3 separate regions of the Mus musculus genome follow, and regions 1 and 3 are each linked to region 2. The links are chromatin loops, found by intact Hi-C in ENCODE. Cell type or tissue: gastrocnemius. All regions are shown on one strand.

The links. Hi-C counts contacts between places; a loop is a spot of excess contacts. Peaks named below come from ENCODE experiments on the same cell type or tissue, not always from the same donor. Only the 100,000 strongest peaks of a DNase experiment are listed, where the experiment ranks them.
Region 1: a loop joins it to region 2, with 6 times the contacts of the local background. A loop is called at or near these places in 15 of 42 quality-filtered maps.
Region 3: a loop joins it to region 2, with 2.1 times the contacts of the local background. A loop is called at or near these places in 20 of 42 quality-filtered maps.

Annotation. Positions count from the first base shown.
Region 1 is chr11:48,917,689-48,925,688 of GRCm38, forward strand. The region is part of intron 1 of Gm12185 (predicted gene 12185); the gene reads right to left. Among named protein-coding and RNA genes, the nearest start is that of Gm12185, 5.5 kb to the right of the region's middle. In gastrocnemius, no CTCF peak of the experiment used is centred here; no DNase peak of the experiment used is centred here.
Region 2 is chr11:49,073,565-49,081,564 of GRCm38, forward strand. It overlaps a transcript of Ifi47 not described here. Among named protein-coding and RNA genes, the nearest start is that of Ifi47, 9.5 kb to the right of the region's middle. In gastrocnemius, no CTCF peak of the experiment used is centred here; no DNase peak of the experiment used is centred here; H3K4me3 peaks cover 702 bases; H3K27ac peaks cover 1,847 bases.
Region 3 is chr11:48,993,010-49,001,009 of GRCm38, forward strand. It overlaps Gm42074 (a long non-coding RNA gene), which reads left to right. Exons shown (of 4, transcript XR_879821.2): 4 at 512-740. It also overlaps the pseudogene Gm12186. Among named protein-coding and RNA genes, the nearest start is that of Tgtp1, 4.8 kb to the left of the region's middle. In gastrocnemius, no CTCF peak of the experiment used is centred here; no DNase peak of the experiment used is centred here; H3K27ac peaks cover 165 bases.

The DNA.
Region 1 (8,000 bases), 160 kb before region 2:
ATATCTCAGTTACCCCCTCCAAGACTTAGTGTGATGTAGAAGAGACAACAGAAATGATGTGGGATCTAGGGAAATGGTGGAGTATTTTGACAATGTAAAAATCCCTGAAACAGTGAAAATCTAAATCATTCAATCAATTAGTGTGCCAATGAGATGTAGAGATAGTCAAAAGACTAAATGGCTGATACATACTTGAAAATTTACTCGATTTCCTGAACTATCAGAGGAAGGGCAATTCAAAATGTTACCTCCAAGAAACCACTACCAACAACAAATGTTGAAAAGAGGAAGCACACTCACTGTTAAAAGTTGGTGCAGTTCCTTCAGATATTGATCACTGTCCCAGGTACACTACTCACTTCAACGTGAAGGACTGTTAGTCAACAGACCACACAGATGCAAGCACATCCGTGGTTAGAGATGCTGTGTTAATGATCACAATGAAATCAACTCAGTGTAGATGAATGGACAAAGACATTATGGAACATAAACAAAATAAACATCTATACAATTGTGAAGAAAAATGAAACCATGAGCTTTTCAGAAAAAAAATAGTGTAATTGGAAGTTGTTGTTCAGAGAAAAGAATATGGACCTCAGAGCCACAAATAGCACATGTTGACTTTCACAGGATAAAGCTAATCTTACAAAACTGTGTGTGCGTGTGCGTGTGCGTGTGTGTGTGCCCGGAGAACATGGCCTACAGAGGCAGAGGCAGAGGCAGAGGCATGCAGATGAGTTCAAGGTCAGGATAGTCCTGTGAGTTCAAGAACATCCAGTGTTATACAGAGAAACTTTTCCTGGAAAATCAAAACAAAACACTCGCCGTCCAAAATGTGTTGGTATCATTTTTCAAATGGTGCAGGTGCTAGAAGACTACATAGTGGAAAAAGTGAGTTATTCTAGCCTGGGTATCTACTGCTTGTCTAGCCATTCATTTTACACTATTTCAAGTAAACTTTCTCATGAGCTTTTGCGACTGTTACAAGGAAATTTTCTCATGTACTGTTAATAGGAATGTTTTGTTACCTGAGCTAACTGTTAATCCAAAGTCTGTTATGTTCTACACCTTATTGTTCTTGGAAACCAATCATAACAGAGGTCAATTAGACCTGCTTTATATAGTTTGCCACAAAAGCTTGGACTTGAGACCTGCCTTGGAATTGATATCCTACTTTCTTCCATGTGTGTGGGTAACTGACACCCTGGTTGGCAAGTTGGGACATGAATACTAGGCAAGTTAAGTCACCCTGCCACAGTTGAATCACCCAACCAATGAGGACAGGAGAAGCATGCCACAAGTATATGTTCTTTAGGAAGTCTCTTATCCCTAAATAGTGGAATAACTTGGCACAGAGATTTGTGGATTTCAGGGTTCAAAGTTCTGTATGAATCTGGCTCAGAGTTAATCAGCTCCCAAGTCTGCTCTGTGGCACTAATTGGTCAGTCCTGGGGCAAATGCTCCTTAAACTATCCGTGGCTGACTGAGACTGGTGTATGGTGGGGTTTGTAGGGCAACTTCTGGACCCCAACATGAGTAAGTGTTGTAGATTTGTCTTTTAACAAACCCCAAATGATGACTCATCTTGGTGCTCAAATTGTCTCTGTCTGGAATTTACTGTAACCCAAGTAGCTGGGCACCCCTCTAATGCATTTTTCTACATTGGGTCATTTGCGGTTGGAAGATCTACTCTAATTCTGGGCTACATCTAAGGACATGGAGGAAGGAGACATTTCTTCTTTGCTTGCTTGCTCTCATTTAAGCTGGCAAGTTTATCTATTCTGCTGCGGCGGCATTCTTTCACTGGTATTAGAGCCCACTTCTTAGGGCTTCCAGTGTACACTGAAGGCCGGCTGTGACAGGCAGCCTCATGGACTGAGTTCTTGGCTTTCCCTTCAGGAGACATCTACTGTTGGACTGGCCAGATCACAGGTGCTTAGCCACTCTATTAGATCTCCTTTAATGCATGTAGATTCTATCTAGCAGTTCTGCTCCTGTGGAGAATCTTGACCTAAACTATGTAGTAATGAGAAATGAGAATACTCTACCTATATCATCCTAGTTAAGGGAAAGGTAAGATGAAAAACCAGCATTTTTTTTTTATCTTAATAGTGGCATTATAGAGACTTCTTGAGAACATCATCTGCAGATGACAGGTTTGCTCTCTGCTCCTCTTGATACCAGTAACTCAGAGCTGTGTCTATGTCCTGGACAACCCAAATGGTAACATATGACTCATATATAGGGCAGGCCCAAGGCCCATTACTGCTTGTTTATATATGATGGTACATTTATAGGAAAATAGAAAAATATTAGATGTTCAGCCAGACATGGTTCCTAAGTTCATGTTGGCCACAGGAGTTTTAGGTAGATTTTTAAAAACAAGGTGTAAAATATGCATCTCAGCCTCATCAATACACTAGCAAGATTTTGCAAAAAAAAAAAAAATAAATAAATAAATAAATAAAAATAAAAACAAGGTGTGCAAGAGGCCCCCAGTGGGAGGACCTAAGCTCAGGCCGAGGACAATTCTCCTAAGAGCCCATGGTCTGACACAAAAGTCAAATGTGTTCTTCATGACAAGTTCCTAAAAAAACTGGGAAAGGAGAGAACACATCTCCACATACTAAAGGCGGCATATGGCAAACATATGGCCAATGTTGCGTCAATTGAGAAAACCTCCAATCAAACACACTGAGCACAGGAAGAGGTTCTATCAATAATAGAATCCAAAGTCTTCCTCAGAGAACTCTTACAATCATTTCAGGAAAGAGACAGAACTCAAAATCAACATAAAAATCTTGGTCACCTTCATGCATCCCAATGACAAACATGCTAAAGAAGAAAACAGAATCAATCTCATTTATACAATTAGCCACCACCTTTCTCAAATAACATTCCTCGATATAAGAGTAACCAGGAAAGGAAAAGCCCTGAATAACTGAACCTTTAAGAGCTTCAAAAACATTGGAGTACACTAAAAAAGAAATACTACTCATCCCATAGGATTAGAAGAATTAATGTCATAAAAATGGCTGGCATATGAAAATTAATCTACAGATTCAATGCAATTCCTATCAATATTCTAATGCCATCATTCACAGGAATAGAAAAAAAAGTCTTAATATTAGGTTGAAAGCATGCAAGATCCCAGACAACGCAAGCCTGAGGCAGGGAAAATACTGATGACATCACTGTCCTGGTTTCAAGCTCTGCCTCAGAAACACAGTAAGAAAAGCACATGGTATGGCCTGGATACCAGACAGGATAAAAAGCAATAGAGCTCAGACAATACAGATATAAATCTACAGGGCTGCAAGCACTTGATTTTCTTTGTTCATTTCTTTGTTTCTCTCTTTCCTCCTCCACGTCCTCTTTTTTTTTTTCTTTCAAAGGATCTTATTGGTGAAATGACCTTTATGAAATAGTGCTCAAAACTCTGAAAAGGAGGCACACATTGTGATCAGTCTCAACCGAAACCAAAGCCAAAATAAAAAATAACAACAAAAAAACTACAACAACAACCCTCCACCCCAAAGAGGACCCTGCATTGACTCTGAGGAATATTTTCCCACAATACACCTTCTTTCTCCAAGTTCAAGATGGCATCAGAAGATCAACAGACCCAGGATGTGTGGGTGTTATGGAACTTTGCTGCTGTCTGGGTTGGGGTTGCTCTGTGGTGCAGAAGACAGAGAAGGGCCTTTCTGTGAACAACCCCTGAGTGAAATAATCCATAATGGAGGACCCTCTGCCCTGGTACCAGGAGGCCTCCTTTGATTCCAGTGTCAGGGCTCCCTCCTACTGACCATTCTGCTTCCCTACCTCAAGATCCTCTTGTCAATGATGTCATCTACTGCTGAGCAGTACTGCCTTTCAGATCCAGTAAGCCCATGGCTCAATGATTGCAGACACTTGCTGTAACCCTGCCTTATTCTGTTGATATTCTTTCTCTCATCTCTCTGTCTTACTCTGTCTCTGTCTCTGCCTCTGTCTCTGTGTCTCTGTGTCTGTCTCTATCTCTCTTTCTCTCTCTTTGTGTGTGTGGACATGTGTGTGTAGATGCTGTTGTTTCTCAGATATCTTGTTCCTTATTTTGAGAAAGACACACTCACTGGCCTATATTTCACCAATTAGGCAAGGGTGGCTGACAAGTGAGCTTCAGAGTTCTGCGTTTCTCCTTCCTTAGTTCTGGAATTACAAGCTCACTCCACTATGCCTGTCTTTTATGTGGATTCTGGGTATCCAACTCATAACTTTCTCTTTGAAAGACAGTTACTTTATCCTGTGATTATCTCCCTAGCCACTCATAGAAAAATCCATGGAAATGGTGAACATTGTGATTAATGTGTTAAGTTCACTGTGCTACATTTTGTAAAAACAAAATCAATTTTATCTTGTATAAGCTGTGAGGAAGTTGCTCCTACTTTGAAAGCACTCAGTCAGTTGGCCGCACTCAATTTTTTCCTGGTACAGTTGGGCTATCCTTAAAATTTTGTTAATTGTTCAAAAATGTTTCACTGATGTTAGGGGTTATAAAGTGCATTGCTGCACTGAACCTCTGAGAGCACTGTGGCTCATCTTCCCTGCCCCTTGCACTCATTTGGATGAGAAGCATTTCCTCCATTTTCACTGTGAGTGCCGGTCTCTGATCCCACGCAGAAGTCCACTCTCTATTAAAATGACTCCAAGGTGGCATTAAATTGAAAGCCACCCTCACCAACCCCACTCCTGGCCATACCAGACACAGACTTCCTAACCACAGAGGCACAGACTGTAGGGACAGGAGGCTAATCCATTGTTCTTCCTTGCTCCAGCATTTTCCTATGTGATACTATGGGTCTGTGGTTGTTCAGACAGTCACTAGTCTGGCTGGAGTTTTGGTTTCAGTAAATTAGAGGTGTTTTACTAAGAAGGAGACTGACCAAGACAAAACCAGAGGGAATTCTCTAAGTAAGGTCCCCAATATTGTTAGCTAAAGAATTATAGAGTGAATAACCACAGTTATTATTTGGGGATCAAATTAATTCTTATCCTGTCCAAGCACTGGCAAGTCTTGATTCTGTTACAGACCTCCAGCAGGACCCTCAGCAATTCAAACAAGCAGTTCATACAACAGCGGGGCTTAGACGTTAGCCTATTTCATTTTGTGACCCATTACCTTGTAGGACTATCTGGGGCAGTGAAACAGTTTTGAACAATTAGCAATGTTTTAAGGATAGCACAACTGTGCAGAGCTGGGAGTATTCCCTATCCAGAGCTGGACCTGGGCTGTCCCTTGGCTGGTGCCTCTCATGACATCTGTAAATCCTGATATGTAGAGTTCTTCCTTTCCAATTTGTATCCCTTTGACCTATTTTTTTCTCTCTCATTTTTTTTTTTGTCTAGTTGCTCTAGCTAGAATTCCAAGTACTATATTTAATAGTTAGGGAATAGATAGTCTCTGGTTTTAGTGGAATTGCTTCAAGTTTCTCTCCATTTAGTTTGATGTTGCCTACTGGTTTGGTGTATATTGCTTTCACTATGTTTAGGTATGGGCCTTGAATTCCTGATCTTTCCAAGACTTTTAACGTGAAGGGATGTTGAATTTTGTCAAATGCTTTTTCAGCATCAAATGAAATGATCATGTGGTTTTTTTCCTTTCTGTTTGTTTATGTAGTAGATTACATTGATGGATTTCCATATATTGAACCATCCCGGCATCCCTGGGATGAAGCCTACTTGAATGTGGTGAATGATGAGATGATTTTGCTTTCCCTCTTAAAATTCTTAAAGAATGCATCAAAGCTGGAGGCCCAAGCCATGGCTCTGTATAGCAGAAGCTGAATGGAGAAGAGAGGAGAGAAATACTAATCATTAATTAAAGCAGGACAAGCCTTGCTGTTTGCTCGTACAGTAAAGCAGGACCCTCTCCAGTCCCCCATGAGAGCCAGTATTGCCTTCCCTCGCTTCTCTCAGTTGCTGCTTCTACTGCTGACCAGGATAGACCAAGTCCTCTTGTTCAGATTTTGCTTTCTCCTAGAAATTTCCTCACACTTGCTGGTGTAAGTCAGACTCCACTGACTCTGTACAGTTACCCACTGCAGTCTAAAAGGACAGAGCAGTACATTCAAGGCAAAAGAAGCAATACTTCCCCTGGCTGTGTCCTCAACCTTATGTGAACCCTTTCCTAAGGTGTCCATAGGGCCTCTGGAACTCTAGCCTCATTGTGTGGGTTATCATATAACGAGGGAATGACACAGGACAACGGGAGGAATGACTGATTTGAAAAGAATGTTCAACCAACTGCAAGTTCCCCCTTTTGTCTTAGAGGAAGTGGGACATGGCCTCTGTGGTAGGCAGACTCCTAAGAGGGCCCAGTGAGCCCTGCTCCCTGCTCTTCCGAAGATCAAGGTGTATGCTCCCCGGAACAGTGCTCTATGGGTTGATGACGTTGGAACTCAAGACAAACTAAGAACCACAGCTTCCAAGAGATTGTGCATCCAGTGGACACAGCCAGCACTGAGGGGTACATTCTGGGAGAACTCTGACAAACAGCGTGTGTAATGTAGTTCAGAATTTCAAGGTAATAACTTTTCTAGAAATCACCTTGGCTCAGATACTCCAGAAAACACAAGGATAAACTTGGAGAAAGAATTAAAACAAAACTATAGAAAAAGACTACATTAGGAATCACTGTTTCATATTTACCTAAATTATTTATAGTACATATAGGAACACATGCCTACATATGTGTATACTTTAAATGAAGTGATGACACTTCCTATGGCTGAGAATGACTTCCCCATCAGCCACAGAGTAACAGAAACTTCACTGTCAGGCAGGAGAAACTTTGAGTTGTTTGTCAGTGGTGTACATGAAACTCCCCCAATATATGCTATTGCTGTTGACCTTATTTGAGCCTCAGAAGTTGAAGGTCCCTTTTGTGAAGTCACCACACACTTCAGATACAGAACTTGGAGAAATTGAGCTGAATCTGACCCAGAAGTGTTTTCCTGAGGACCAGTTTTCATAATACCAGAAGGTGCTGGAATGTTGCCAAGGGAGGAAAGCAATAACCTACCTACCTGTGACACCTATGAAGTACAATGACCACCATCACATTGAGATAACTGTAAAGGTGCCATTGTGGCATTTGTGTGTTGGTGATAACAGGCTACTGTCTAGTTTGACTTCAGGGCTGTCTGAACAGGAAGAAAATCATGCCTGGTAGGTGAAAACCTAAGGAACCCTACGTGGCCATGTAGGTCAAGGGTCTCAGAAGAGAGCCTACTAGGCCAGTTTCCCATCCAAATATAATTCCTCACTGCTTCTCAATACTTATCTTTATACCCACAGGTATGTGGGACTCTCACTCACTAGCCATTAAAGATGCTCCTTTTCCCAGCAGTCACAGATCATGTCAGAGAGCCACAACTAGTCACAATGCAGACAGCAACTGACTGTGTGATGCTCAGCCTCAGTTGATACAACATAAGCCTTACACCTAAGACAGGCAACACTGTAGAAGAGGGTGCAGAAAGACTACAGAGTCAAAAGACCAGAAAGTCTGGTGTAAGACTGAGTCTTCTAGATATGACAGGAATGATACACTTGTGAAATCTCAGCAATGTGGCCATTAAACAGACCTGAACAGTAATGCCACCAGTGGACATACCTACGTGGATGTGGGAAATTGCATGGATTGTCACACTTAGGTGAAGAGTCACAAGCAATAAAAAGCTGCAGAGTGGCAGAGTTAGTCTTACCAGCGATGAGCTCCCTAAATAATTCCCAAAGTTATTTAGTTCCTATGTTCAGCCCTAATATCTGTCTGTCTGCCTGTCTAACTATCTGCTCCCGTTCATCTGGTTATCTTTTTTAATCTGTATATCTTTGTATATAAGCTACACTAAATGTACTCAGCAGATTGAGTTCATGTATTTGTTTATAGGTATGTCACAGTCATAAAGAATTAGAGGCCATATATTTGAAACAGAACAGTAAGATCAACCTTCCTG
Region 2 (8,000 bases):
CAACCCACATAAAAGGACAAGGAGGAAGGAGACATTTCTTCTTTGCTTGCTTGCTCTCATTTAAGCTGGCAAGTTTATCTATTCTGCTGCGGCGGCATTCATTCACTGGAATTAGAGCCCACTTCTTAGGGCTTCCAGTGTACACTGAAAGCCGGCTGTGACAGGCAGCCTCATGGACTGAGTTCTTGGCTTTCCCTTCAGGAGACATCTACTGTTGGACTGGCCAGATCACAGGTGCTTAGCCACTCTATTAGATCTCCTTTAATGCATGTAGATTCTATCTAGCAGTTCTGCTCCTGTGGAGAATCTTGACCTAAACTATGTAGTAATGAGAAATGAGAATACTCTACCTATATCATCCTAGTTAAGGGAAAGGTAAGATGAAAAACCAGCATTTTTTTATCTTAATAGTGGCATTATAGAGACTTCTTGAGAACATCATCTGCAGATGACAGGTTTGCTCTCTGCTCCTCTTGATACCAGTAACTCAGAGCTGTGTCTATGTCCTGGACATCCCAAATGGTAACATATGACTCATATATAGGGCAGGCCCAAGACCCATTACTGCTTGTTTATATATGATGGTACATTTATAGGAAAATAGAAAAATATTAGATGTTCAGCCAGACATGGTTTCTAAGTTCATGTTGGCCACAGGAGATTTAGGTACATTTTTAAAAACAAGGCATGCAAGAGGCTCCCAGTGGGAGGACCTAAGCTCAGGCCAGGGAAAATTCTCCTAAGAGCCCATGATCTGACACAAACATCAAACATGTTCTTCATGACAAGTTCCTAAAGAAATTGGGAAAGGAGAGAACACATCTCAACATATTAAAAGCTGCATATGGCAAACATATGGCCCACGTTGTGCCAAATGAGTAAACCTCCTTTATTATCCATTCTTTATTCAGTTCAGTACTTGAAGTCTTAGCTAGGACAATAAAAAAACAAGTGGAAAAAAACTATAAATAGAAAAGGCAAGAGTCAAAGATAATATAAGGTTCTATTCATAATAGAACCCCAAGTCTTCCTCAGAGAACTCTTACAATCATTTCATGAAAGTGACAGAACTCAAAATTAACTTAAAAATCTTGGTCGCGTCATGTATCCCAATGATAAACATGCTAAAGAAGAAAACAGAATCAATCTCATTTATACAATTAGCCACCACCTTTCCCCAAATAACATTCCTCGAAATAAGAGTAACCAGGAAAGGAAAAGCCCTGAATAACTGAACCTTTAAGAGCTTCAAAAACATTGGAGTACACTAAAAAAGAAATACTACTCATCCCATAGGATTAGAAGAATTAATGTCATAAAAATGGCTGGCATATGAAAATTAATCTACAGATTCAATGCAATTCCTATCAATATTCTAATGCCATCATTCACAGGAATAGAAAAAAAAGTCTTAATATTAGGTTGAAAGCATGCAAGATCCCAGACAACGCAAGCCTGAGGCAGGGAAAATACTGATGACATCACTGTCCTGGTTTCAAGCTCTGCCTCAGAAACACAGTAAGAAAAGCACATGGTATGGCCTGGATACCAGACAGGATAAAAAGCAAGAGAGCTCAGACAAAACAAATATAAATCCACAGGGCTGCAGCACTTGATTTTCTTTGTTCATTTCTTTGTTTCTCTCTTTCCTCCTCCACGTCCTCTTTTTTTTTCTTTCAAAGGATCTTATTGGTGAAATGACCTTTATGAAATAGTGCTCAAAACAATGAAAAGGAGGCACACATTGTGATCAGAATTAATGTCATAAAAATGGCTGGCATATGAAAATTAATCTAAAGATTCAATGCAATTCCTATCAATATTCTAATGCCATCATTCACAGGAATAGAAAAAAAGGTCTTAATATTAGGTTGAAAGCATGCAAGATCTCAACCAAAACCAAAGCCAAAATAAAAAATAACAATAAAAACTACAACAACAACCCTCCACCCCAAAGAGGACCCTGCATTGACTCTGAGGAATATGGCCCCACAATACACCCTCTTTCTCCAAGTTCAAGATGGCATCAGAAGATCAACAGACCCAGGATGTGTGGGTGTTATGGAACTTTGCTCCTGTCTGGGTTGGGGGTGCTCTGTGGTGCAGAAGACAGAGAAGAGCCTTTCTGTGAACAACCCCTGAGTGAAATAATCCATAATGGAGGACCCTCTGCCCTGGTACCAGGAGGCCTCCTTTGATTCCAGTGTCAGGGCTCCCTCCTACTGACCATTTTGCTTCCCTACCTCAAGATCCTCTTGTCAAATGATGTCATCTACTGCTGAGCAGTACTGCCTTTCAGATCCAGTAAGCCCATGTCTCAATGATTGCAGACACTTGCTGTAACCCTGCCTTATTCTGTTGATATTCTTTCCCTCATCTCTCTGTCTTACTCTGTCTCTGTCTCTGCCTCTGTCTCTGTCTCTGTCTCTGTCTCTGTGTCCGTCTCTGTGTCTGTCTCTGTCTCTGTCTCTCTCTTTGTGTGTGTGTGTGTGTGTGTGTGTGTGTGTGTGTGTGTGTGTGTGGACATGTGTGTGTAGATGCTGTTGTTTCTCAGATATCCTTATTTTGAGAAAGACACACTCACTGGCCTATATTTCACCAATTAGGCAAGGGTGTCTGACAAGGGAGCTTCAGGGATCCACCTCCCTCCTTCTTCAGTGCTGGAATTACAAGCTCACTCCACTATGCCTGTCTTTTATGTGGATTCTGGGTATCCAACTCATAACTTTCTCTTTGAAAGACAGTTACTTTATCCTGTGATTATCTCCCTAGCCACTCATAGAAAAATCCATGGAAATGGTGAACATTGTGATTAATGTGTTAAGTGTGCTACATTTTGTAAAAAGAAACTCATTTTTATCTTGCATAAGCCATGAGGAAGTTGCTCCTACTTTGAAAGCACTCAGTTAGCTGGCCGGATGCAATGTTTCCTGGTATGGTTGGGCTATTTTTAAAAATTTGATAATTGCTCAAAAATGTTTCACGGATGTTAGGCATTATAAACTGCATTGCTGCCCTGAACCTCTGAGAGCACTGTGGCTCATCTTCCCTGACCCTTGCACTGCATTTTGATGAGAAGCGTTTCCTCCATCTTCACTGTGAGTACCGGTCTCTGATCCCACGCAGAAGTCCACTCTCTATCCAAATGACTCCAAGGTGGTATTAAATTGAAAGCCACCCTCACTAACCCCACTCCTGACCACACCAGGCAGAGACTTCCTAACCACAGAGGCACAGACTGTAGGGACAAGGGGCTAATCCATTGTTTTTCCTTGCTCCAGTATTTTCCTATGTGATTCTATGGGTCTGTGGTTGTTCAGACAGTCACTAGTCTGGCTGGAGTTTTGGTTTCAGTAAATTAGAGGTGTTTTACTAAGAAGGAGCCTGACCAAGACAAAACCAGAGAAAATTCTCTAAGTAAGGTCCCAAATATTGTTAGCTAAAGAATTATAGAGTGAATAACCACAGTTATTATTTGGGGATCAAATTAATTTATATCCTGCCCGAGCACTGGCAAGTCTTGATTCTGTAACAGACCTCCAGCAGGACCCCCAGCAATTCCAACAAGCAGTTCACACAACAGCAGGGCTTAGACATTAGCCTGTTTCATCTGTGACCCATTACCTTGTAGGCCTATCTAGGGGCAGTGAAACAGTTTTGAACAATTAGTAATGTTTTAAGGATAGCCCAACTGTGCAGAGCTGGGAGTATTCCCTATCCAGAGCTGGACCTGGGTTGTCTCCTGGCTGGTGCTCACAGTTTCTCATGGGCAGGGGCTGACAGTGACTGTCCTTAACAATGTAGTGAAATGAGTAAGAGCCACTCAATATATTACATGTAATATATATTAGATACAATATGTATGTATTCTATGTTATAGCCAACCAAGCCTAAATATATATCTTTACACACACACACACACACACACACACACACACACACACACACACACACATTGCACACACATACACACAAAGACACATCGCATTGTTCACAGTCTCTGTGACACTTCTCATGCTTTGTTGTTCCGATGTGGCTTGGTCTATAGGAACAGTCTGCAATCCTTTATTTTTACAATGAATGTTTGATAAATAATCATTATGTTTTGACATCAGAATTGAAACCAAGTGTTGTGGTCACTATCAGAATTGATAAAAATTTGACAAAACCTTTGAATGGTACAACTTTGTTCCTTGGTATGCTGTCTGTGGATGTTATACAGCAATGGGGACCAAGGATACACACTGGGCCTATACTCCTAATTCTATAATTAACATAGAAGTAAATTGGGGGGGGGGATACAGATCTTCCCTTGGTGGTTAGTCAATCTTTTTGTTTCCCTGATCCTTATGACAACTGGAGAAGTGCTAAGCCTATGGAGCAGGGTACAGAAATCATGAATTATACTGTGGGAGTGCAAGGAACTCCTATTTTATGGGTAAATAGAACTCAAAGTCTACATAGAACTTTTCAAGTTATGGTTGTCCATAGTTGATGCTACCTAGAATTTTCATAATAAATTTTACATGCCTTTAGAGGATGATAGAAGATTATTGCTACTAGTTCCATAAATCTGACATTTCGCCTTGTGATATGTGGATTACTGACAAGGCATTAGACTGGATACAGAGGCAGAAATGTTAAAGGGAGCACCCTTGGATGCTTGTTGACATCTCCTCTGAAGAAACCATTGATTGGAGCTCTTATGGCTTTCTTCAGGAAAATGGTCTTACTCAGAATTTAGACTGCAACAGTAGAGTTCAATTGGAACTGTGGAAATTAGTTCTACTGTTAATGAATGTATTTGATGGCATGGAGTTGGACTGTCAGTGCTCTCCTGCAATCTGACCATCCAGTGCAGACTTATTTCTGGAAATTAACAAGTGCCTTTTACCCTCCTAAAGCATGGAAAAGGAGTTTAAACATTAATGATGGTTTGTCGTCTTTGACCTTTAGCTTAAATCTATGTCACCCCTTTGTAGTATGGATATCATTCCCTAATTTGCTACTGAAAAGGCCTGTCCAGTGCCAGCCTAATGATTATAGTATCCCTTGTGACTATCGGACTCTTCATAGCTGTGCTAATTCTAGTATGTCCTTAAATGTCACTTCAGAAAGTTTGTGCTTTCTTAGAGCAAAGCCAGCTGTCCAGAAGGCGGTAAGATTGTCAAGACCATGGCAAAATTCACCTGTGATGATTTTTAATACTTGATGAGAGTATTAAGAAGAACTTGTAGGATGACTGGGGTGTTTGTTGCTGTAGCTATGGGGATTATTGCTTTAGCTACTGTTGATACACTGCAGGTAGATCAGCGGTTCATAAAGTAATTTGAACTGCCGAGTTCATGAGGGACTGGCATAAACATTCTGCAGAACTTTGGACTCAACACAATAAAATAGTGACATGGTTAATGAAATAGCTGATCTGAGACAAGCTCTAATACTAACTGGAGTTAGAGACAAAGAACAAGTGAAGTTTAAATGTGATGGCATGTTATATATTGTATTTTATCTTTAAATTTCAATGAGAACAAGTATGACTGGAAAAAAGGTTAAAATGCATTTGATGGGCCACCCTCATTCTTATTAAATGATTTATAATTTTCAACAAGAAATTAAGAATATGTTCTCAAAAAGCTTGCCTGAAATGACTGGGGTGAATGTTATGGAAAGCAGTGCAGATATTTTAGCTTTCTTCAATCTTGTGCATCATTTAAATAGATTCCTTGGTCTAGCAACTGCTATCCTTGTCTTTTTACTTATAGCTTTACTGGCTCCTTTGTGCAAGATTGTGAAACAGCATGATAGAGAAAACACTGTATTTACTGGAAGGATGCATGATCTTCAACATAAATTTAATTCCCAAGATAACTGAATAGAGTTTAAACAAAAGAGAGATGCAGTGGGCAAACTGGAAGAGCCATTGCACCTGGCATTTACTTTGGAGTGATGGCCACTTACAGTGTGAAGTTAAGCTCTTGAAAACAATCAGTGACAGTTATCTGAGATTTTGGGGGTTGCTGATTCTTGGGAATTTCAGATCCTTAGCATGTCCTCAGTACCAAGACTCACCTGGCAAACCAGGAAGCCTTGTGTGCCCGAGAATTGCTCAGGTAATGATTCTTTCAGACAACTCCTAGATTAAGCAAGAGGTTTTGGTCTGTGGGAACTGAATTCCTAAATGGCTTTTGTGTGTGTGTGTGTCAATCAAAGAAACTGCTTCTGTAAGCCTCTGTGGGTTTCATTCTATCAGAGACTGTCCTTCCCTGCTGCTTGCTAAGCTTTAACCTGTCCTGCAGGGTTTCTCTTTCTTCTCCTGCATAACTCAGAACCACAACAAGTGATCTAACTCACAACATCAGATTTGAACACAAAGCCAAGTGTTATATGAAAAGCAAAGACAGCTGATCTCCTCTAAAAACTATAAATGCCAGGGAATTCTTCTGGTTTTCATGAGAATGACATAGGTAAAGGTCCAGACAGAGAATTCAAAAGGATGATTATCAATATGATCAAGGAAAAAGGACTCAGTCAGATGAATGACAATCAGGGGTCAACAAAGGGCATGATAATGGAAGTGAATAAAAAGAAATACTGAAGAAACCTGTGTCTTATATGAGGCTAAAATTATTTTTTTTTGTAAATCAAATGCTCATTGGAAAGGCACATTAACACAATGGATCACCTGAAAGAGAGATTATCTGAAGTTTTAGGTATATATAGATAATATAGTATTGGAAGACTTGTTCAAGTTTGGCCATAATAATTGAAAAACCTATGAATAAACCATGTGTAATCTTTGGAACACCAGAAAATAGAAGAAGAAGAACTCCTTTCCCATAGCATCCAATATATATTCAATGAATCCTAGCAAAAATGTCCCCCAATTAAGGGACAGCAAGGCACATCTAGATACATGTAGAACTCCAGATATACAGGGCAGAAAAAGAAACTCCTGAAGTCATACTATAGTGAAAATCCAGAATGTATTAAGCATATCATTTTGTACACTGCAAGAGAGAAACAGGAAGAACTATAAAATAGGCCCTTCAGAGTAGCAAGTGACAGAGGGCAGAAGAATCTTTGAAAACTAGAGGCCCTAACATGATCTGGCAGAGCTTGTCTGTGGCTGTTTCTGATCTGGGACTTTATCTCCATGGGACAAAAGGAGAGCCTACAGCCCGGACTCCAAGGGCATCTGAGTATCCCAACCTGGCATCTTTCTCCAAGCTTGACTGCTCCAGAAGACAAGCATGGTCTATAACACACAGGTGGAAGGAAGGGGTTGCCTCCTCTTCTCTGGGATTCTCTGTAGTCCAGAAGATGGCCACTGAAGGAAACTCCTGTGCCCAGGATCCTCCCTGAGTACAAAGCTCTGAGTTCTCCTTTCCTGGTGTCAGGGCTCCACTCCTCATGTTATCATACATCTTGGGTTATTGAACAAGCTGAATCTAGACACCCTAACCTCAGCAGTGGTGACCTTGATCTGGTGGCAATAACACTTCTGTGATGGATCTCCTCTCAGGAAAGGTCTTTTTCTAAAACTGAAACTCAGATTCAGGATGTCTATGAAGACAAGGGCAGGGCAGGGCAGGGCAGGGCAAGGCGGGAGAGGGAGAAGAGAGGGAGAAGAGAGGGAGAGGAGAGGGAGAGGAGAGGGAGAGGAGAGGAGAGGGGAGAGGAGGGGGGGAGGGGAGGGGACGGGAGAAGAGAAGAGAAGAGAAGAGAAGAGAAGAGAAGAGAAGAGAAGAGAAGAGAAGAGAAGAGAAGAGAAGAGAAGAGAGAAGAGAAGATGTGAGGTGTGGCGTTCTGGTGTCCCAGGAAGAACTGCACATAGATAGGAGGAGACCGTGGGATGGACAGTCGGATCTCCCTGAGTTTCTTTGTCCTTACTTGTCCACACACAGCCCTTGCTCTCTACTCTTTTCTGCCAGGATCTGAGCCCTATTTATCTAAACCATCAAAAAGGGGGGCTGTAGTCAGACTAGGTTTCAGTTTCG
Region 3 (8,000 bases), 81 kb before region 2:
AGAGAAGATAGGAGAGAGGAGATGAAAGGAGAGGGGAGAGGGGAGGAGAAGGGAGATGGGAGGAGAAGGGAGATGAGAGGAGAGGAGAGGGAAGAGGGGAGAGGGGAGATGAGAGGAGAGGGGAGAGAGGAGTGAGGAGAGGGGAGAGGGGAGAGGAGAGAGGGGAGAGGGGAGAGGGGAGAGGGGAGAGGGGAGAGGGGAGAGGGGAGAGGAGTAGAGGCCAGCCATGAACCCATGAAAAAGAGCAGGGAGGGGATTGGGGAGAGAAGGGACAGAGAGAGAAGAGAGTAAAAGAGTTAGGGTTAGAGTGAGTAAGAGAGTGAGGTGTTGTCAGAGACCATCCCGTGAGAAAGCGAGCCCTTCACAATCTCCCTGACAGGCCAAATGGCCTCGTGATAGGAGCCTGTTGTCACTCCCTCCTCCCTATTCCCTTCCTGGCACCTGAGCCTGTAAAAGCTGAATTATAGTCCCCTCTTCCCTATCTCTTCCTGACTCCCATATTCCATCCAAGGACACGAGTTACGCCTGAGCCCGGCCTGACACCCAAGGCTGTCAAGGAGGATCTATGTTCCAGAGATAAGATGCAGAGTGCCCGCTGCCTAGCGCCTGACTTCAGTCCCCATGTCAGCAGATGCCTGCTTCTTTGTTCTTTGTAAAATTCCCCCTCGACCCTCCCTATTCCCCGTGATGTATGCTTTAAAACAAGGCACCTCAGCATAATAAACGGAGACATTGACAAATTTGCTTGGTCTCCTTCTTTCTTTCCCTTCCTCCCATCTCCTTCCAGGTTTGCAGTCCCCCTCCCACCCATGAATAACTGAATCCCGCAGGACAGGATAAGAGGTGTGTGTGTGTGTGTGTGTGTGTGTGTGTGTGTGTGTGTGTGTGTGTGCGCGCGTGCGCGTGCGCGCGCGCGCGCGCAAAACAGCACCCTTTTATAGTGAGGAATACATGGCTATTACCAGGTAACTTGGGCAGAGCCTAGAAGGAATGCCCCACTCCATATATTCTCCTTTAGATAAGGCCTCCTTTAGATGGGTCAAGTTGTTTAAGGTTCAACAGAAGGCCTTATTGTATCTGAGGGGTGACCCTTTTAGCACAGTTCATGGTAGATACTTTGGCTTGCATGGCTGGCTAAGGCACGTACTGAACCACACACAGCCCTTGTTCTCTACACTTTTCTGCCAGGATCTAAGCCCTATTTATATAAACCACACAAGGAGGAGTCAGAGTAAGATTCAGTTTCAGTTCCAGGAAATGGCTAGTTTGTAGGAATCAAGGGGCAACTCCCACATTCACAGGTTAGATAAGGTCACAAACGTGCCAAGCTGTTCTGCCCCTCTGGATTCCTCTGGGAGAATGCTAACTCATGTGATGGCTTTTACCTCTGGGAAGACTGTCCTAGTGTGGGTCTTGGGTTTAGAGATTTTGCAGCACGACTTAAGTTTTGCTTTAAGCAAATTAGAGCCTTTTTATTAAAAAGAGACTGGCTTAGACAAAACCAGAGAGTTTTCTAGCTAAGGCCCCAGCTATAGTCAGCTAAAGGATTATACAGGGAAAGCCCAAAAAGTTAATATTTTGGGTAAATTAACTCATTCTTGTCTGGGTTTGGGTGAGGCTTGATTCTGAACCAGACCTCCAGCAGGTGACTTAGCCAACCAAGAATGCAAGCAAGCAAGCAACCAAGCAAGCAAGCAAGCAACCAAGCAAGCAAGCAAGCAAGCTAGCTAGCAAGCTAGCAGGGAGTTCACCAGTAAGCAAAGCTTCTCAGATAGCCTGTTTAATCTTGCCTCCCATTCTTGTAGAAATAGCCGGGGCAGTTGTTAATCAGCTGCAGGAGTTCTCAGGTGTAGATTTTGGGGTCCCTTAAGTATCCTATCATATCATTTGCAAATCCTGATATTTTGAGTTCTTCCTTTCCAATTTGTATCCCTTTGACCTATTTCTCTCTCTTTCTCTCTCTCTCTCTCTCTCTCTCTCTTTTTTTTTTTTGTCTAGTTGCTCTAGCTAGAATTCCAAGTACTATATTTAATAGTTAGGAAATAGATAGTCTCTGGTTTTAGTGGAATTGTTTCAAGTTTCTCTCCATTTAGTTTGATGTTGCCTACTGGTTTGGTGTATATTGCTTTCACTATATTTAGGTATGGGCCTTGAATTTCTGATCTTTCCGTGAAGGGATGTTGAATTTTGTCAAATGCTTTTTCAGCATCAAATGAAATCATCATGCAGTTATTTTCCTTTCAGTTTGTTTATGTGGTAGATTACGTTGTTGAATTTCCATATATTTAACCATCCTGGGATGAAGCCTACTTGAATGTGGTGAATGATCATTTTGATGTGTTCTTGGATCCATTTTGAGAGAATTTTATTGAGTGTGTTTGTATCAATATTTCTAAGGGAAATTGGTCTGAAGTCCTCTTGTTGTTTTTTGGTGTAAATTAGGTATAAGTCTAATTGTGGCCACATAGGACAAATTGGGTTGTATTCATTCTGTTTCTATTTTGTGGAATATTTTATCTCACATATAGTCACCAAACCCAGATGTCAGGAAGTACTTTCTGACAGGAGCCTAATATGGCTGTCTTCTGAGAGGTTCTGCCAGAGTCTGAAAACACAGAGGCAGATGCTTGCAGCCAACCATTGGACTGAACCTGAGGTCCCCGATGTAGGAGATGAGGAGGGCCTGAAAGAGCTGAGGGGGTTTGCAGCCCCATGGAGGGAGCAACAGTGTCAACCACAAGACCCTCCGGAGCTTTGGGACACTGGACCATCAACCAAAGAGCACACATGGAAGGATCCATGGGTCTGGTTGCATATGTGTCAGAGGATGGCCTTGTTGGAATCAGAGGGAGGAGAGGCCCTTGGGCCTGTGTGTTTCCACAGATGACCCAGTGTAAAGGAATGCTAGGGCAGGAAGATGGGGCTGGGTGGGTGAGTGGTGGAGCACCCTCATAGGGGCAGGGGGAGTGTGGATGGGATCGGGGGGGGGGGTTTGAAGGGGAGAACTGGAAAGGGAAAACATTTGAAATGTAAATAAAGAAAATACTCAATTAAAAAAAGAAAAAAAGAACGAAGGAAAAGAAATAGCTTTGTCAGTGAAATATCTTTCAACAACCAGCAATATTTTCTTTTTACATTTTTATTGGATATTTTCTTTTCATTTTTTGAAGTCCATTAATTCTATTTAAACTGAATCAGTCTCTATGAAGGTAAAAAGGTATAGAAATAACATCAGACAGGAACAATACCCAATTAAGTCACTGTGGTATCCAGTTTCTAATCACAAAGGAAAAGGTCCAGTCCATCTTTTAGGATTTTTTTTTTGAAAAATTCCTGACATTACAGAACTAAACTGAAATGTATTAATAATCCACTCTTACATTTCCATGACAAACAGAAATTCATGAGCCAACCCCCCCCCCCAAAAAAAAAGAAAAAGGGGGAGAAGCTTATAAATATGGATATCTCAGCGTAACTGATGAACAGATAAAGGAATTAAAACACTTCAGTTAAAATATCATGAGTGGATGATATAGTGTGTAGAAACTGAAAATTTACAAACTATTTTAAAACCTGGAATGGTTGGCTGTTCAGAAACTACACAGATGCATCATAGGTGGTGGTGACCAGCAGAAAGGGATTATGGGTGAATCTGCTCTGTTCCCCCTGCCCCCTGTCTCTGAGGAAAGCCTGACATTGATTACATACTGAGCAGGGCTAATGCTGGCAGCAGATCCAGTGATAGAAACCTGCCTATCAGTAGATCCTTCCTCTGGTTTGCAATTTTGATCTGTGCCCCAGACATCTGATGGATCTCATTGATTTTGGCCCCCAGACATCCGATTATGCAGCCAATCAAATCATTTGGAATGGTGAGATCATGAGAAGTAGTTTGAGCAGATGCATCGAAACCTGCACTGAATCTGGTGTTGCCATGGGTCATGGGAATATGAGACTGTTGCATTGCCAACTGGTGCAGCTTGGTCAAATCTGGCTGTGGAATGGTACACTGTCCTTGAATGGTATAGGCCTGACCACCTGCAAAGATGACTGAAGAACTGGAGGGCTTGGGCCTGTACTGGATGGTCACGCCCTTCAGGGGGACTCCAACATGGCCATGCAGATCTGTTTCACATACTCAATGATGGATTGTGAAATGCCAACAATAGTTATTGCCTGCTCACTTGAGTTAAGGAGCATATCCCCTGCCACCTGGACCTGAGCCCCTGTTCTCTCTCTTATTTCTTATTTCCTTGATCTTGCAACCACCTTTTCCAATAAGAGAGCCACACAAGACACACAGAGAAACACTGTCTCAAAAAAACCAGAGAGACAGAGAGAGAGAGAGAGAGAGAGAGAGAGAGAGAGAGAGAGAGAGAGACTGACTAGCAGGAACCTCCAGATGTAAGGTAACCGGGGGTCTACTGGCAGCTGTGCTATTGGTCATAGAGCTGCTTATGTCCTCTTCCAGTTTGTCAATGATCATTGCAAGGCTTTGAAGTGACATTAGTCTGTCGAGACAAAGTGATAATATTCCCAGGACAATTCCTTCTGAGATGTTGATAAGTGCACCAGTCTTCTCGTGCAGTGCATCTTAACAGATTCTCCTTTCTTTTGTATGATACTGCCAACTTCCTTTCCATGCTTAAGTAGCTTGATGGCGAGAGTGACAGTTTATAAACCTTCAATCACACTGGTGTCCACGTCTAGCAGTTACAGGGAGCTGGACTTTGAGTAGTCAAGTCTTTGGTCACTGGAGGCACAAGTCCACTGAGGAGAAAAGGGGAGCAGGCAGGAAGGGGAAGGGCAGGAGACCAGGGGTGGGGTATGTGTGGGGTGGATCAATACTGGCGGGTAGGAAGCCAAGCCCCCCCCCCCCACTAGTGGGCAGAGGAGGGGGGTGTGGAGAAGGAAGGGAGAAAGAGATGGGGACAGGTGGAGGGGAGCAGAGGTCAGGCAGGCAGGAGAGGGCTCAGTTTGGGGCTGCTCTGCTTGCTGCCTCTGCTGGCCTCTTCTTTATTTATATTTCAAATATTTTCCCCTTTCCTGGTGGCTCCTCCCCTCCTGGAAGCACCCATCTCGTTCCTCATCTCCCTACTTCTATAAGGGTGTTCCCCTTTCTAAGAGGGACTGAAGCATCCACAGTATGTTCTTTCTTCTCTTGAGCTTCATGTGGTCTGTGAATTGTATCTTGGTTATTCCGAGCTTTTGGGCTAATATCCACTCCTCAGTGAATCTGTACCATGTGTGTTCTTCTGTGATTGGGTTACCTCACTCCGGATGATATTTTCTAGTTTCATCCATTTGCCTAAGCATTTCATATATTCATCGTTTTAAATGGTGGGCAGTACTCCATTATGTAAATGTTCCACATTTTCTATATCCATTACTCTGTTGAAGGAAGTCTTATAAATAAGACTGCTAAATGTGGTTTATTTACACAATGGAGTACTACTCAGCAATTAAAAACAGAAAATTCATGAAATTCTCAGACAAATGGATGCATCTGGAGGATATCATCCTGAGTGAGGTAGCCCAATTACAAAAGAAGTCACTTGATATGCACTCACTGATAAGTGGATTTTAGCCCAGAAACTTAGAATACCCAAGATACAATTTGCAAAACACATGAAACTCAAGAAGAAGGAATATCAAAGTGTGGCTACTTTGCACCTTCTTAGAATGGGGAACAAAATACCCATGGAAGGAGTTACAGAGACAAAGTTCTGAGCTGAGACAAAAGGAAGGACCATCCAGAGACTGTCCTACCCAGGGATCCATCACATATACAACCACCAAACCCAGACGTTATTGCATATGCCAGAAAGATTTTACTGACAGAACTCTGATATAGCTCTCTCTTGTGAGGCTATACCAGTGCCTGGCAAATACAGAAGTGGATGCTCACAGGCATCTATTGGATGGAACACAGAGTCTCTAATGAAGGAGCTAGAGAAAGTACCCAAGGAGCTAAAGGAGGAACAACAATATGAACTAACCAGTACCCTCCAGTACTGTGTCTGTAGTTGCATATGTAGCAGAGGATGGCCTAGTTGGCCTTCAATGGGAGGAGAGGTCCTTAGTCTTGCAAAGGTCATATGCTCCAGTGTAGGGAAATGCCAGGGCCAGGAAAAGGGAGTGGGTGGGTTGGGAGCATGGTCGGGGGAGGGAATAGGGGGCTTTGGGGATAGGACTTGAAATGTGAATGATGAAAATATCTACTAAAAAATGAAAAATAAATAAATAAATAAGACTGCTATGAACATAGTACAGTATGTGTCCTTGTTATATGTTGGAGACTCTTTTGGGTATATGCCCAGGAGAGGTATAGTTTGGTCCTCAGGCAATACTATGTCCAATTTTTCTGAGGAACTGCCAGACTGATTTCCACAGTGGTTGTACCCGCTTGCAATCCCACCAACAATGGAGGAGTATTCATCTTTCTCCACATCCTTGCCAGCATCTGCTGTCACCTGAGTTTTTGACCTTAACCATTCATACTGGTGTGAGGTGGAATCTCAGGGTTGTTTTGATTTGCATTTCCTTGATAACTAGGGATGTTGAACATTGCTTTAGGTACTTCTCAGCCATTCAGTATTCCTCAGTTGAGAATTCTTTGTTTAGCTGTACCTCATTTTTAAATAGCTTTTTTAAAAGTACATTAAAAAAAAAACTTTATTTTTTCCTCCTTCCCTTTCTACCTCTTTCTCTGGCCTGCTTGGTACAGCCCATAGGTTCTTTATTTGTTTCTTGTTATGGATGGTTGTCAGTCACCATGCGGTTGCTGGGATTTGAACTGATGACCTCTGGAAGAGCAGTTGGTGCTCTTAACCACTGAGCCATTTTACCAGCCCTGTACCTCATTTTAAAAATAGAGTTAAAAAAAATAAAAATAGAGTTATTTGATTCTCTGGAATCTAATATCTTGATTTCCTTGTATATATTGGATATTAGTTCTCTATCAAATGTAGGATCGGTAAAGGTGTTTTCCCAATCTTCTGTTTGCCTTTTTGTCCTATTGACAGTGTCCTTTGCCTTATAAAAGTTTTGCAATTTTATGAGGTCAAATTTTTTGATTCTTGATCCTAGAGCATAAGCTATTGGTGTTCTGTTCAGGAATTTTTCCTCTGTGCCCATGTGTTCCAGGCTCTTCTCCACTTTCTCTCCATAAGTTTCAGTGTATCTGGCTTTATGTGGAGGTCCTAGATCCACTTGGGCTTGAGTTTTGTACATGGAGATAAGAATGGGTCAATTTGTGTTTTCCTACATGCTGACAGCCAGTTGAACCAGCACACACACACACAGACACCCCACCCTTGAAGCCCCCACACACAGAGAATGAGGGCTCAGGCCTGGGCAGACAGAACCAGAAGCACTGAAACTGACTAGTTTAACTAGAACCTTCCCACCAGAGTAAGCCATAAAGGCTGAGAGTCCCTCTCAGACTAATGAAGCTGAGCTGCAGAGAAGACTCAGCATCCAGACCAGCTTCCTGGAAGAAGCAGAAACCCAGTAAGCTGCCTGGAAGAGGGTTAGAGCAGAATCACTTGTAAAGGATGCTCTCTGACCTGCTGAGCTGCTCCAGGGCCCCAGCTTTCCTGAGCTGTCACTCATGCAGGGGTGAGCCTTGGTGATGAAACTGTCTTGAGTATTTCCTGCTGTGTTAGAAACCCCGATAAAACCCACTGGCTCATAAAGTTGAACTTTGGTGGTATCTGTATGTTGGTCTGTAGTGGCTCCATACCTGGGGTGAGCATACATGGGTGTTGTGACCACCCAGGATACAGTTTGTCACTTTATACCCACCATCTGTCCCCGGGTACAATTTATACCATTATTCGCATCATTGTCACTTCCCTATCAGACCTTCACCTTTGTACCATCTGTCATTCCTGAAAACCCTGTCATGCCTTGCACCAAACACGTTGGTACACATGTTTCCATATATCCAGGGAATGCCTTCATATTTCTCTGCAGCTCAGAACCCAGTCTACTCTCCT